Regions from separate parts of the Mus musculus genome. Here region 2 is linked to region 1. Evidence: chromatin loops called from intact Hi-C (ENCODE). Cell type or tissue: left cerebral cortex. All regions are shown on one strand.

Region 1 (8,000 bases):
ACTCATAGGCTTATAAGCCTGTCAGTTCTGGTTACTACACGTAAGCCTTGTTTGTGCCTGTTTCCTGTCCGTGAAGCAGCTTAAGGGCACGTCGCCGCTGCACCTGTCACTGCTCCTGTCTCCATGTATAACATGGTTCACCCCATGGATGCTGTCCTGCTATGCTCCACCTACTCACCATGGGCCTGAACAGCCCTGGAGAGAGCAAGGTGCCATCAGACCCTGTGTCACATCTCCTCAGCTAGAGACTCAAATGTGTTGCTTATTTCTCATTCTATCTCAGAATACTCGAAGGTACCTCAAGCAGGATCTTCCTAAAGTTACCATGAATCTATTAGAGCTTCAGGGCTGAGAATGGTTGGATGGGCAGGGATTGTGATATTATCCCAGGCTGTCCTTCCTAATCTAGGTTTTTGATCAGTTCATAACACATGTATGTGAAGCTATACACCCACATATCAGATATGCTGCACATATTTGAATCATAGATGGTGGCATATAAACTCTCAAAACCACCAGCTTTAAATGAATGAGAAATCTCACTTTTCTCCCTCATTTGCCTCCTATGTATCATGTTTATTTATAATTCTGAAGCATTTCTAGTGTGCTAAATTTAATCTAGCATAGCTAAGAGGTCTTCCTTTCTTCAAATACAGTCGCATAGCTTATTTTCTGTTGTATAAACTGTGCTTGAGGTAAGGGGAGATGATTTACAGTTCTGGTCTAATTTCTTGCTAGGGGCCCAAGCGTTGAGCCAGTTTTGAGCAATCTTTACTTATGTACATTGATGCAGGCTGTGGGTATCCTGGGTCCAGTACGCAGCCACTTATTCTTCCCCACAAGTGGTGTGTTGGCAGGGGTCAAGGCCACACACTAAGGACTTATTGTCCATTTCTGAAGTAGAAGCATTTAGTTGTCTAGATTCTCTGCATATTTTGGTAATAGCTTACATAGTCTTCAGTTAATTTTCCAGATTTTTTTCCCCTGATGAAGCCAGAGGATTGACTCATCAGACAGCATAGCTGCCCTTGTATGGGACCCAAGCTCAATTTCCAGCACCCACATGGTCACTCACAGCCATCTGTAACCTCAGTTCCAGAAGATCTGACTGACACTGTCTCCTGACCTCCAAGGGCACTACACACACACACACACACACACACACACACACACACACACACACACGGTGCACAACATACATACAGGCATAATGTTCATACACAGTAAATAGATCTAAAAATAAATTAAAAATCTCAATGTCAATTGAAGCAAATGTGAATTATTCTAATATTCACAAAACACCAAATGATTAAGAGGTGAAATAACAACCTTATACATCCTTCTTTCTTTAAACTTAAGTTAAATTGGCTGCTATATATTTTCTGAGGGTTGAGACAGGGTCTTCCTATATATTTCTGGCTGTTCTACGATTTGCTTTGCAGACCAGGCTGGCTTTGAACTCACAGAGACCCCCTGCTTCTGCCTCCCAATTGCTGGTTTTAAAGGCACGTGCCATGATGTCTGATGGCTGGCAAGGATTTGATGTGTTATGGTATGGTCTGTTCATGCAAACATTTTTTGGTAATTCAACAGGACCATTCTAACACACAGCTTTAAAGAAATGACACCACCTTTCTAGCGAAGTTAGGCTAAATGGATTGTGGCAAGACATTTCTTTACCGGGGCCAGGAGCATCCTTTTGCTCTTAATCAGTTTTGGTCACAGATCAAGAACACATTTAATACCATGAGACATCTCTTGGGAATATGGCTACTGTATCTCTTGCTTATGTAGGAGCACCTGCAAGCTGTGACAATGAGTGTCTGGCCAGGGATTTATTAGGACATCTCTGAGGAGATAGGTTCTCCTGAAGTGCTCCCTCCACTGCAAGTCAGGGTAGACATGGAGCTCTGTAGAGATGGTTTCTGTGAGGAAACTTCTCATGCTACATGGATGTCTGTGGGTTTCTACAAAACAGTGTAAGAAGTGGGACTCTCTGCACACAGCTCAAGGAAAAACTAAAACACACAGTGCTATCTAAACAGTTGCAAGCTGGTAAAGTGGGCCACACTTGGAATGTTAGCATTTGTGAATCTGAGGCAGGAGGACTGCTGTGAACTCTAGGCTAGACCCTGCCTCAAAATAATGACAAGATCACCACCAACCAAATAGCAACAGCAATAACAAAGACATAAAAAAGAAACACAAAAGCCAAACCAAAATCTAGGTAAAACCATATTCCTTATTACCAAGAATGCACCTGTATCACGGTATTTCAAGGATTATGAAGTTGAGAGTACTTCAGTTTCCTAGCAGGGCAGCTTGGCACTATCCAGGCCTGGAGTGAAAACAATCAGCACACACATGAGGAATTCCCACGTGGCAAGCAGTCAGCACACACATGAGGAATTCCCATGTGGCAAGCAGGAGAAAGGCTGCAGTTGAATTGAGCTTCCAGTGAAGTGGTGCATCCTGTCAGGAGTACCACTGTGTGCCCTGTGGACTCAAACTCCCCAACCTTCTGAAAGCTATTGGCAAAATAATTTATAGGGACTCTCACTGAAAGTTCACTCACTAACTCTTCCCTTTTCTTTGTTGACCCTTGCTTGTTACATGTTACATATCCAAGAATGGGCATTCTGAGATGAAGTGTGGGTCACCACATGAAGGGAATTTACCATGTAGACCAAGGGTGCTGATGGAGACTGTTGAATCACATCCCTTATGAGACAGGGCTAAGGAAGCCAGTTTGCTGGTCATCTGACATGCTGCTTGAGAGAACAATTAGGAGAGGTGAAGTGTAATGACTAGTGTGTAATGGTGGAATGATGGATTTCAGAGTCTGAGGAGACATCAATAGCCAGCTGGAGAGATGCTGTGATATTGGCCCCTTTGAAGAGATTGTAAGATGCTCCTTGGAGGGCACATATACCCCATGCCCAGGGACCTGCTCAGTAGATTCACAATAGTTTCAAAGGGGAGATTTTCTGCTCTCCCCCTAGTCTATCGAACACTGGGTTACCTGGAGCCAGGCTTAGCATTCGGTGAGGAGGTAGAAAAGCCCAGAATGGATTTATTATACAGGAAACACACAAACAAGCAAACAAACACCATGGGTCACCTTGCTTTTCTGTTTTAGTAGTTTTTCGTGTGTGTGTGTGTGTGTGTGTGTGTGTGTGTGTGTGTGTGTTGGATTTGAGATAACTTCTTGCTATGTAGCCCAAGCTGCCCTCTAATATTCTTCAGCCTCCAGAGTGCTGGAATTGTGGGTACATGCTTTTTGAGAGGCCAAGGTAGCTTCTGCAGAGGGAGTATGATTCCACTGTGAAATGAAAAGATTTGACTACGATACAGAATCAAACATTTTGATAAGTTATGCAGAAACATCTAGGACTAACAATAACTGATAAACTTTAAACCTCCTCCCAGTGCAACCCCAGTGTAGAAAGAAGAGACCTAGATCCCACCTGGAGTTGTAGCCAAGGGGGTTGAAGATGGTAATAAGGCCTCAGCATAGGTTTGAATGGCAGTGGAAGTAATGATATACTAACTGTTCTCTGATTACATCGAAGGAGCCTCGTCTGATGTACTGATTTTATTTTCACAACATAAATAATTTCTTATGCTTGTCCCCAAGTCTACAGTAATGGCTTTTCCTTGGCATGACCGGTTTCAGTAGACGGTTCTTTGAGAAACTCAGTAAGGTGTGGACAGGAGGCGAGAAAGACAAACACATCACCAACTCTTCCAGAAGGTCCTTCCATCCATGCTGACTCCTTTAACCACAAGGGGGAGCCCTCAGGGCGAGTGCTGTTGTCTGACTCTTGGATGTGGACTCCTCAATACTGAAGATGAGACCGGTTCCAGTCTGCACCACAGTAATTGAGGGGCAGAGCCACGTTTCTGACTTATCCTTTGCTGACCACACGGCTTAGCTCCTGTTAGTCCCCATTGTGATGGAAGGAGGGGAATAATGAACTGAATCTTTCCTTATAAGGAACATTCTTTTCAGGTAAGAGAGGAATCAGCTGGATTTATGAGCCCACACAACCTTCTGCTTCCTAGGTGCCCCCTAAAGTTGCCTTTAAAACGTCTGGAAGAGGCTTCTGCCAAATGTTTATCTATGAGTTTTTAATTTAATATTTTATGTTGTCAAAAATAGGACTTTAAGAGCTCCCACATGCTAAACTAGTGCTCTATCAGCAAGCCACACCTCAGCTCAGGGCTTTCCTTTGTAAAGGCTTACTTAGGTCAATTAATCTTTTGAATATGCGTAAAGTACAAGATAGCTATAAAAAGCAGTTCTGAGCCGGGCGTGGTGGCGCGCACCTTTAATCCCAGCGCTCGGGAGGCAGAGGCAGGTGGATTTCTGAGTTTGAGGCCAGTCTGGTCTACAAAGAGTTCCAGGACAGCCAGAGCTACACAGAGAAATCCTGTCTCGAAAAAACCAAGCCAAACCAACCAACCAAACAAACAAAAAAGCAGTTCTGCCATTGTCCCATCTCAGAAACTTCTGAGATACTTTCTAGAAAACAAATTCATGTTCATAGAGTTTGCTTTAAGAGTTTTGGAGCATAAAGAAAATGACTTCAGTGCCCGAATTCTCATTAAGTTTAGTCAAAGCCAGTCAGAACTTTAAGGTTCCTGTCCATCTCTGATTTGTCTCTTTTCATGATGTATCATAACTTTTAAAGAGGAAGAATAGTTTGAGAATGGGAAAATCTTTGCTTTTTTTTTTGGCATTGTAACACGATATTTTAAGGATTATACAGCATCATATTCTATTATTTTCATTTCCCACCACATCACAGCCTTTTCTCTAAAAAGGGGGTAATCGTCCCTATCCCATTGGTGGCTTCTTGTTTGATTCTGTTTGCTGTGGAAGCAGAGACAAGTAAGCCCAGTGAGACCCCAAGGTCATCTGATCCTGCCTTTGTGCCAGGACATGCAAATGACCCAGGCCAATCACTAACCTGTTTTCAGAAGACCTCCAATCAGAAGGGGTCCAGGCTGCCTTCTGAGGGCTGTTGCTGTGTTCATTTGCATGCTGCAAGAACCTTCTCATCTCCCTACACCCCACTCTTATCTCACGCTTCCGTTTCTCTACTCATTTCCAGTGACCCCCTTCTTAGCTTTGTCTACCTTTCCTGGCCGTTTTACCCCCATCGAGAACTGGTGGGAGACAAGAGTTAGTCTGCAAACAGCCCAGATGTAAGGTAAGTTGCAGGCCCTGGACTCTGGCGTCCAGTTTCCCCTTCCCAACTCCGTGGGGTCAGGCAGGGGTCAGTGGGCACTCCTCATTTTTCTAAGGTATTTATTTGGCAACAGGGTCTCCGCCAACTCCAGCAAAACACTTCAGATCACTTCAGCTTCCCAAGGCTGCCATTTCTGTGTCGCTTAGCAAATGAGACACTAGGGGGCTCCCAGGGGCTGAAAGGAGCAGAAAGTTGTTTGAATGAAAACTGGGTCTGAGCTGTGTTTGGAGAAATTCAAAATTAAATTTTATTTTTTATTTTTTTAGTCATCTTTAAAAAGAACCTCACGTGTCTGAAAACGGCGCAGCAGCCAGTTTACAAATCATTTTGCTCCGCTGTTAGAAGGCGGCAGCTTTTAAGGCTGAGCCGAGATGTTTGAAAGGTGGAACACCCTTGGCCATGAAATATGTTCTCCTTACGTGCCTCAGCCTTTCAAAGTTCTGTGCATTAGAGTCAGGAATTCCATTCTTCCTGGAGCTAAGCGTGGGGCCAGCTGTGTAAGTAAAGTTTTGTTTTTCTTCTTAAACAACTTTTTCCCTCTATTTAAAAATGTGAAGAAAAAGGCAAAAAAAACAACAACAAAAAAAAAAACAACAAAAAAAAACCCACCAAAAAACCTAGATATTCTTTTCTTTCATTTTTGCTCTCTTTAGTGGAAAGAAAAGGAATAAAAAGTTGTGTGTGTGTGTGTGTGTGTGTGTGTGTGTGTGTGTGAGAGAGAGAGAGAGAGAGAGAGAGAGAGAGAGAGAGAGAGAGAGAACTCACCCTTTTCAAGCTATATAAACATCAAGGGGTAGTTAAATAACAATTTTAGATATGGAATATATTGTGAAAACAATGTGGAACATTAGTTAAGAGAATATGTTTAAATATGAACTCACTACTTGATATTTTTGTAATATATATCTTACAAAAGTTAGGGTGTCTATAAAAATCTTAAAAAGTATTTATTTCTTTTCTTATTTCTGAATCACAAAAAGGGGGTCTGCAGGGGATCCTGGTTGATGACTTTTAAGAGTTTTGCTTCTCAGATGTAGTGGCTTTAACTGTGAGCTAGCAAACGCTCTTTGCAGCTTGTCTTCATTACTTTAAAGTAAAATCAGACTCACACACCTATCTTGCTTCCGCATTTTAAACTTTACACCAAACTTGGTAGAATTTGTGGAAGGAAAGGGTTACTCGCCTCTTTCCTCTTGTAGAGGAACTGAAATGGGTTGAGTTAGTGATTCAGTCAACTCTTGTTTCCATTCATTCCCAGAGTCAGCCCTCCTTTCTCCTGGGAAAGGCTGATAGGAGTTTAAAAGGCTTGCGGTGGCCAGTTCACAAAGCGTTCCCAGAACCCGCAGCAGCGACCCTTCTCTTTTACCTCTCTGCCTGTTGGAGACCACTTAGATAGCGAAGCGGACTGGACGGCTGGATTCAGGAAGCCATGAATCATGTCACCCGGAGCCAGCTGCAGACTTTAAACTCAGTTCAGCATGTGGAAGCGGCAGAGAAATGACCTGTCCAGACAAGCCGGGGCAGCTCGTAAACTGGTTTGTCTGCTCTCTGTGCGCCCCACGAGTGTGTAAACTTTGGAGTAGTCGGCGTCCCAGGACCAGACGGAACCTCCTGCTGGGCACTGCCTGTGCCATCTACCTGGGCTTTCTGGTGAGCCAGGTGGGCAGAGGTTCCTTTCAGCATGGGCAGGCGACTGACAGGGGACCACCCAACGGTCACGACATCTTCAAGGTACCCTTCTCTGAGATTCCCCTGGATGGTACCCTGGCCCCTCCAGAGTTGCAGGGCAATGGAAGCACTTTGCAGCCCAACGTGGTGTACATTACTCTACGCTCCAAGCGCAGCAAGCCTGCGAATATCCGTGGCACGGTGAAACCCAAGCGCAGGAAGAAGTATGCGGTGGCATCTGCAGCCCCTGATCAGGAGGTGCTGGTTAGACCATCCCTTATACAGCAGGAAGCTGCACGGGCAGCAGATGCTGAAGTACCTGGCTATGTTCAGGGTTACCTAACCAAGGTTGGTGAACGACCCTGGAGGGTGCTGCGTGGTCCTGGAGTCAGAACTAGAGGTTCAAACTTGCAGCAGCCTAGGGCCCGAGAGAGCAACATTAGGATTTATAGCGAGAGCGCCCCCTCATGGCTGAGCAAAGAAGACATCCGCAGAATGCGCCTCCTGGCTGATAGTGAGGTGGCTAGCATCCTACCTATCTCTAAGAGTGGTACCCGCTTGCTGGTGTTGGAAGGGAGCACCTCAGGCTCTGTGCCTGGCTGCGGGCCTAGCCCCTGTGGGCTTCTCAAGCAGCCGCTGGACATGAGTGAAGTGTTCGCCTTCCACCTGGACAGGATCCTGGGTCTCAACAGGACCCTGCCATCTGTGAGCAGGAAATTAGAGTTCATCCAAGGTAACAGATTCACTTGCTTCTTATTTGCAGCTGCTGGGGATTTGGGATCGTTTTCTCCTTTCCCCCACTCTCTCTGAATTATTTTCCCCACCCATGTTTCCCATTTGGACAGCAGCAGCAGCAGTAGCGTCATTTTTCCATACGCGTGGCATTCTTCTATTTCCCAGTCTGGGGATATTAGAGTTCTAATGCACAGCTGTGCTGGGCATGTGAGGGAAAGCCCACACTGCAATCTTTGCTCTCCGTTTCTCTCTGTGCACTTTTTCGTGGCATGTTAAATCTAATTAAAACTAGTGACAGTTTGCACGATGACAGGAAGCCAGGGTACAGAGCTTGCTGACAGC
Region 2 (8,000 bases), 910 kb after region 1:
GCTTTTTTTCTCCCATTCCCGAATGATAAAACACCTCAGTGTTGTGTTTGGAAAAAGGAACATAGACACTGCCTCCTTACCTGATTTTCCCGTACACACAATAAATCATTTCTATACCACATCAAAAGTAATCTTACAATAAGAATTCAATCAATTGTAAAAAGCCCTATGAAAGTTCAGATGATTCACTCTAGAAAAGACCCAAGTGAAGCAACCATCAAACCAAAGTAAACATTGAAGAAGAGAAAGAGAGAGGAAATTCAAATGTTAATTCTTACAGCTCTGGCTAGTGATAAAGTTCCAGTGCCTGCGATGTGTCCCCTTGCTCTTCATGGTCTATGTTCTTGCACTTTACATATGGTATTTGCAATATACATCAGAGAATATTTTCATTGATCTGGAGATTCTTGCTTAAAAATGATGACCCTCTCCCACATACAAAATGAAACCTATATAATCCCGTGGTTGACATTCTTGCTGCAGCAACTGGGCTGATGTTAATGGATGCTAAATCAGAAACAAAACTCTGACTGAGGGTTAAAATCAGCCATAAAAGACTAATGGATAATGCAATCTTTTCTGATGTCAAGTTATGTAACTCAAACTTCAGTGTTGAACATGGAAATGAATAATTTAGTCTATATTCTTTGATGGGTGGAGAATTATACAAGACACACATATAGTTTATTAAAGCAATAGGCAGTCTTGTGTTATATAAATATATTTGTTCCATGTCTATCAGTAGAATCTGAGTGTTTAGTAAGCTAGACAAAATACGTATGATGCAGGGATATTTTCTGAGGCTTACAGACATTCATCAGAGTAACAGCTTCAAAGGGACACAAACGAAGAAAATGGCAAACATTTAGAGTTAATTTTACATACGGAGAAGGGAGTATCATGGCATTAAGGTGCCCTATTCATATTACTTTAGATTTTAGAATTTTACAAAAATTTAGGAAAAATTTTTCCTAAACCTACTTTTTTATCGTATTTTGAACATTGAAATAACTACCAAAAACAGAGAATTCAGCACTAAATAGATTTTACAACACTAAAATCTTAATTTCTGAAGAAGTCTCAAAATATTAAAATTAATAAAAGCATGTATGGCTTTTGACATAGAAATGATTTTTTTAGGCATAAGATACAGATAAATCAAAGTAGCATAAGAAATTCTTTATTTAAAAATGTCTTTCTGAAATCGGCCTGGTATTTCACAACTCTCCTGATTCTATTTTGCTGAAGACTGTTCTTAAGTTTATCATATTAAATCTTACAACTGTCCCTAGCTTTAATCCGTAAGTTAGAAGTAAGCACTTAGACTGTTGATCAAATTAATATCCTAATGTAAAAAATGATATATAATAAGTTAATATACCCAAAAAGTATCAATATAGTGAAAAGACAGAGCAAAACTACTAGAGACTAACTTAAAGATAAACTATATGCTCAGAAGAAAACGAAAGTTCATGTATACAAAGTAATCACAACACACACACACACTCACACACATACACACACACTCACACACACACACGTATACAAATACACAATGCAATAGATTTCAAAATGTTCTCTGAAGAATACAAATTTTTAATTCTAGACATTTCAGTTAATTTTTTCACTAAAAGAATGAACACAAAAATTATTCTGTCTGACGTCTTAGCAGACTAGTACTGGAGAGTTACTAAGAGTAGAAGAAAATGAGCATTTTCTTCAAAATTGGTAACTATTGTTTCAAAAAATATATAAAATTTTAAATCATGTTATATATATATATATATAATTTTAAATCATGATTAGTTTTGAAATATCAACGTTGAGCTCAAAAGTTCATTTTCCAGTTCCATGGAAGGGGCACATTGTAACAGGTTTGATAATTATTAAACCCACTTGAGATAATCTCAGAAATTTTGACTAAAAATTGCCATTAAGAGAGTTTTATTCTTTCAATAGGATCCATAGAATCTTCAGTAGAATACAGTATTTTTTTACAAAGGGGAGGGGAGTGGAATAGTACTCAGAGGCTAATAAAGCCCAGTCAATGTTTGACTCTAACGCAAGATGAAAAGACGAGAAAAAAAATAATAGTTCCTCATTTCACTTTAGTTGTTAACCTCTGATAAAATGAGCTCTGTAGTTAACTATGTCTGTTGACTTTTCTTACAGTGTCTGAAACACTGGAATAATTAGCAAGCAGCTGCTTCTTTCCTTACATTTTTCAACATTACACATAGTTTAGAGATAACTGAAGGGGTAGTCCCTAGATGTCAAGAGAGCCTGAGAGCATCCAGTTGTCAGGGTGTCACAGTACAGTAACCTGCCTATTGACACTTGCTGAGAAACAAAATATCCTCCAGACGGAAGTAGCAAGATATCAAATAGCAGTCAAATACATAACCATGCTATAGTTTCTTGTCATGATTTTTATTTACGTACTAAGTTTCAGCCCAAAATACAATTATTTTAACCAATTACAATCTAATTTCTGTTCTGTGTTCTTCAATTTCCTTGACATTTCTTAAATAAGAACAAAATTTTTGAAGGGCAGTAGTGGTTCACACCTTTAATCCCAGCACTCAGGAGGCAGAGGCAGGTAGATTTCTGACTTCGAGGCCAGTCTGGTCTACAGAGTGAGTTTCAGGACAGCCAGAGCTACACAGAAAAACCCTGTCTTGAAAAAATCAAAATAAAATAAAATAAAATATAAAAATAAAAATAAACGGAGAAAATTTTCAGTACAGATAATTCAACAATAAATTACCTATTTATTATCTATTTAGATATAAATGAGCTATGTAGTTTCTCTAATGTTTTAGTTAAAAGGGCAATAGTTTCTCTTTCTGGTTCTTGTTTGTTTCCTTCATATCATGATTTTTTATAACAGCATCCAAGTTATTTCTGGTTTCTTTAAACTCTTTATATTATAGTTAGTAATGGTATGTTTCATATATTTCCCAAGGAAAAAGCTATATGTGATGAACTGAGCAATCAATTCTTATGTAATTCTATAATTAAAACTATAGATGCACACATATGGCCCAAACACACAGGATTCATTCTATGTACAGTGTACTGAAGGCTATCAAACATTAAATAATTTGATGGACACAGATATACAATTTCAATAATTCAGTACTAAAATCCACTGATAGGAAAGACATTTTAGAACTAATATTTGGTAAAAAATTAAGGCTTAAAATCTGACACATACACACACACACACACACACACACACATTCTGGTGTGTGTGTGTGTGTGTATGTGTGTGTTTGTGTGTATGTATGTGTGTAAGAATTATTTTAGAATTCTGTGCCTGTGATCAAGTTTGCAAAAATATGTAGAAATTTATAATTAAAAATAAACTCTTAAACAATCTGTTTCTTAAAGTATTTACTGAATATTATTTCCAAACATGGTATTGTAGTTAATTCTTTCTAAATACATTTAATTGACATTTTTATATGTCTCCAAATAAATTCATTTCTGATGTCTTAGAAGGTATTCAATGTGTGCAGCAGTTTGATGGAGCACAATCTTTTCTCCAACATCTCCATCTGCTGGCTCAGAGAAAAATAAAATTTTAATCACTGTTTTATGTAATTTTTAAATTTTTATAATGTATGTACCATTATAGAATTAAAATATAAAAATGTTAAATTACTATTAGCTAGATAAATGCTCATTTATCATAATAATCCATTAGAATAAATAGAAACAGATGCATATAAGCAGATTTATTTGTTCTTTAATCCCCAAATTGTAGGAGCTTGAATACTCATATATATAACCTATTTTAAAAGTTCCATTTAAACGTTTTTCTAATTAGTCCCATATTCAATTTTACTAAAATCATTTATAGTATACAGTACTTAATATTTTTTTCTAAACACACTTCTTGGTTTTGTTAGCTAACTTTAGAGTGTGTATAGAAACACAAATATCAACTTATTCTTTTCTCAAAAATTGAGATTTTTTTCTTTTACTATGATGACTTACTCATGAAGACCTACTAGAGTTCTTTTCCATACTCACAGTAAACCACTCATACAGGACCTCAGAGGCTTCTCCTCATGAAAAGTATAGCATTACCGAGTCTCCCAAAACCATTAGAAAGACCACTGAAGTAAATGATCAGAAAGCATTTGTTATTGGGATAATATTCATTTATTCTCTGACAATTAGAAGGTACTAGGGAGATTGTGGTACTGGATGGATGGATGGATGGATGGATGGATGGATGGATGGATGAATGGGTGGATTGAATCGGTGGATGGATGAATGGGTGGATGGGTGGGTGGCTGGCTGGATGGATGGATGGATGGGTGGATAGGTGGATGGGTGGATGGGTGGATAAATGGGTGGATAGGTGGATAAATGGGTGGATGGATAAAAGATTGGATTCTGAGGTTCCTCACTGCTTTCAACTCTTGCTAAAATGATAGTCTCAATTTTCTCTCTTCTTTGAGCTTTACATTTTTCTCATAATAAAAGCTTATTTAAACATTCATTTGAACAAAATCCAAAAAGAAAGGAAAGGGGGAGCAAGGGATCAGTGGGGAGAGGAGAAGGGCTTGAAAAGAAGAAAAAAAAAAAAAAAAAACAAGGCAGAGAGGAAAAAGAAAAAAAAAAACACATTGGAAGTCTGTCTTTGTCTTCTCTGGTATCCATGGAAACAAAATGGGAACAAACAGGTACTTTCATCATCTGGTTGTGACTGAAAAGGTGTGGGAGCTGAGTGCAGCAGAGTACATTCTAGATCAGAATAAAATGACTTCCTTTCATTTAACTCTTACACCATTCAGTAGACATCCTTAGACATTTAACTCTATGTCAGCCTCAGTGTTCCTGAGTAGGAGCATCCATCTCACACAGTTAAGTACTAAGCAGATCCACTCCTCTGACAAAACGATAGCCCTTCATTCTAAAGCTTTGCTTTCTTACAAACAAATCTTAACAAATAACTTTTGTTCTGTGCACTCATTAGGATAAAGAATAATCTTGTTTAGAAGCAGCAATTAGTAATTCATACAATGCAAAATTGTCATAGCCTCCTTAGGTTTCCGGAGAAAATGGGGGAAAGACATTGTTGATCTTGCTTGTCAATGTACTTAATGCTGTTGTATCTTTTCTATGAAAGATGACTAAATAGAGTAAGGAAACAAATTATCTATTTGCACTGGGGTAAAACCCACAGCAGCCTCTAAGTGGCCATGTTTACCTTGATACATGGGGCAAGACAGACTTTTATTTATTTAACCTGGAAGTTGTGGTTATTTGGTTGTGCACACATATGCCTCCTCTGCTCTCATCTCCTTTCTTCCCTTTAAAGAGTTAAATTAATTGTATCATTTTTACTATTCTTAGCCCCCTGCCTCCAAGGCAAATATTTGTCTTTGCAAGTTTTAGAAATTTTACCACTTGCCAATGTGCACTCTAGAAAATTCTGTTTGCAGAGCCTCATTTCTTTTACTGTGGCATATCAGTGATCTGTAGTAGTCAGTAAGCTTACAGCATTGGAGTTGCAAAGTCAAGGTCCTGGGTTCTCCTGAGGCATTGTTTCTCTTGTTTCTTCCTGTTGTTTTAGTGCCTGGTATACTGCTCTGTGGGTGGGGCAGTCTTATGATTTGGGAATGTATAGTTTAGAATGTTTGCTTTTGTGACTTTTTTAAAGGAAAAAAATCTATTTCAAAAAAATGAAGGCTTGAATATACTGCATTTTAGAACTATGGTCAGATATATAAAATTCAGTATGTAAAAGAAAACAATGTATTTGTTCCTTGTGGGTGTACTCTTGCCACGTATCTCATTTCAGTACAATTCATACTAGAAATAAACCCAGTCAACGATATTAGCCTGAGGATACATGCCACACAAAGTACAATCTCTGAGCCTTAAAGAGCCCCAGTACAGTGGCTCGGCACCTGTTGGAACAGAGAAACATTCGTTTAGTTTGGTGGCTGTATTTGTTAGTTTCCCAGTTAGCTCATCTCTTTATTTGTTACCAACGATCAACTTCTTGCTTATTAAATATTTTCAAAATGTTTTAATATTTCAGAATCTTTGTGTAACCCTACTTGTCAGCGCACTGTGACACTGCATTTGTGCATACAAATGCAGCTCGGTACAATTCAGCTCAAGTTGCATGCCAAACTGTAACTCACAAGAAACGGAAACTTCTTTGGTAGCGCAGGAATGGCCTAATTCAGTAGGTAAATAGGACAATTAAAGACGCCTTTCACATTTATTTAAAACATTTTGTTTGTGTCTGTTATGTAATAACATGTATTGCATTGGGATACTTTTCTGTAATATTCTATTACATTTTAAATTTTTATTCAATTATTTATTTGGAGGGGGCATGTGGAGGTCAGAGGACAATCAATATCCAGGCGTCATTTCTCTCCTTCTCCTCTCAGAGACCAGGGAGTAATCCCAGGTCCATCAGTTTGAAGGAAATGTTTTTACCCACTGAGCCATCTAGTGTCTCTTCTATGAGGAAGTTCTCTGTGTATCTCTCTCTCTCTCTTTCTATCTCTGACTCCATTTTCAACAATCTCTCTCTCTCTCTCTCTCTCTCTCTCTCTCTCTCTCTCTCTCTCTCTCTCTCTCTCTCTCTCTCTCTCTCTGCCTCTTTCCTCAACATTAGCATATTAAGAGAACTATCCTTAAAAGGCTCTTTCAGAAAAACTAGAATTCTGGTCTTATAAATGACCAGAAGCACATTATCACCCTATGCATTTCTTCATTTATTTGTTTGCGGACACGGTTTGCAAACTGGCCTGTTGATGTCCCTGGTGTTAAAGAACTAAAGCACAGAATACATGACAGGCTTTGGGGGGCGGGGGTGAGGTGGGGTGTGGGTGGGATGGCAACCGGTTGTGGGAACACTGCCTTGGGCATTTCCTCTGGTGATTTTCCGCTCTGTTACAGGGGAACCAAAGTGGGAGGTGAACCACCTGCAAATCTTCCCCCGAATTGTTATCTATGGCATGGAAGCTAAGAACACCAAGGCAGGAAACATCTGCCAGCCTGGAGGCCGGAAATGGTAGCAGCTGGGAGCGCGCAGGATGCTGCCTCTGCACGGGGACCTAGTCCTCGGCCTCGGGCGACCTCGCACTTGCCCAGCAACTGGACACCAGTCATTCTGCCTAAAGCCTTGCCAGAGCGTCCTCAGGAGTTCCAGATCCCTATGCAGAGGCCAGGGGCTGATACTGAAAACTACAAAAGCTAAAATGGCTGGTCTGCGACTTCTTCAAATTTTAAAACTCAGCCGGATGCAATCGCTTCCGAGTCATCCTCAGTCTCCAGTCGCCTTTGCCTGAGCCTGCGACCCTGGAACAAAGCACGCGCGGCTGGTGAGCACTCAGGCCACCCTCGCCTCTACTTGGGCGTAGCTTCAGGGAACTGAGAATGCACCTAGCTTCTGTTCCCCGCCTTCCTCATCCCTGCTCTGCCGGCGATCAGGTTGAGGTTTGTATCTGGTAGGCATCCCCATCAACAGCCTCATCCCCCGCTGCCCGCATTCTCAGCCCTTCGGGGTCTCCATTCTCTTAGCATCCCTTCCATGCCCGCTCACACAAGCCAGTCAGGGCCTGCGTCAGTCTCGTGCCCGCGCCCCTCGGGTGGGCATTATGTAACAGCCCCGGGCCCAACTCCTCAACCATTGCAATAACTTGTCCCGTGCAATAGGACGACGTGGGGCTTGCGGGGACTGTAGGTCGAAGCTGCCCTGCCAGGCTACCGGACTAAGGCATGAGATCTATCCAACAGTCCCACAGCGCGCCCTGGGGAACAGCGTGTTCTCTTTTGGTAGAGTGCCAATAGGCGCGCAAGAGGGAGGGGGTTGGGAGATCCTCTTTAGAGGCGCCAGAATCAAGCAAGAACCCCCTGAATTCGAAAGAACAGTCCAAGTCCAACCCCTACCCCAGATTCTAGGGTGCACATACTGCGCATACTGTTCAGTGCCTTTTGTCCCCACTTCACTGCCCGCCGGT

What was found. Hi-C counts contacts between places; a loop is a spot of excess contacts. Peaks named below come from ENCODE experiments on the same cell type or tissue, not always from the same donor. Only the 100,000 strongest peaks of a DNase experiment are listed, where the experiment ranks them.
Region 2: it touches region 1 in a loop (3-fold over the local background); 4 of 42 quality-filtered maps call a loop at or near these places.

The regions. Positions count from the first base shown.
Region 1 is chr3:79,879,475-79,887,474 of GRCm38, forward strand. Gask1b (golgi associated kinase 1B) reads left to right here and starts at 6,456. Exons shown (of 4, transcript NM_133187.3): 1 at 6,456-7,656. The coding sequence starts at 6,753. Gm36569 (a long non-coding RNA gene) reads right to left here and starts at 7,332. Exons shown (of 3, transcript XR_375740.1): 1 at 6,622-7,332. In left cerebral cortex, CTCF peaks have their summits at 3,780 (motif pointing right), 5,414 (motif pointing right) and 7,386 (motif pointing left); DNase peaks (open chromatin) are centred at 116, 3,802, 5,439, 6,538 and 3 more places; H3K4me3 peaks cover 414 bases; H3K27ac peaks cover 2,015 bases.
Region 2 is chr3:80,793,408-80,801,407 of GRCm38, forward strand. All of the region lies in intron 2 of Gria2 (glutamate receptor, ionotropic, AMPA2 (alpha 2)), which reads right to left. Among named protein-coding and RNA genes, the nearest start is that of Gria2, 5.3 kb to the right of the region's middle. In left cerebral cortex, CTCF peaks have their summits at 3,574 (motif pointing left), 6,488 and 7,020; DNase peaks (open chromatin) are centred at 4,771, 7,021 and 7,774; H3K4me3 peaks cover 7,413 bases; H3K27ac peaks cover 4,409 bases.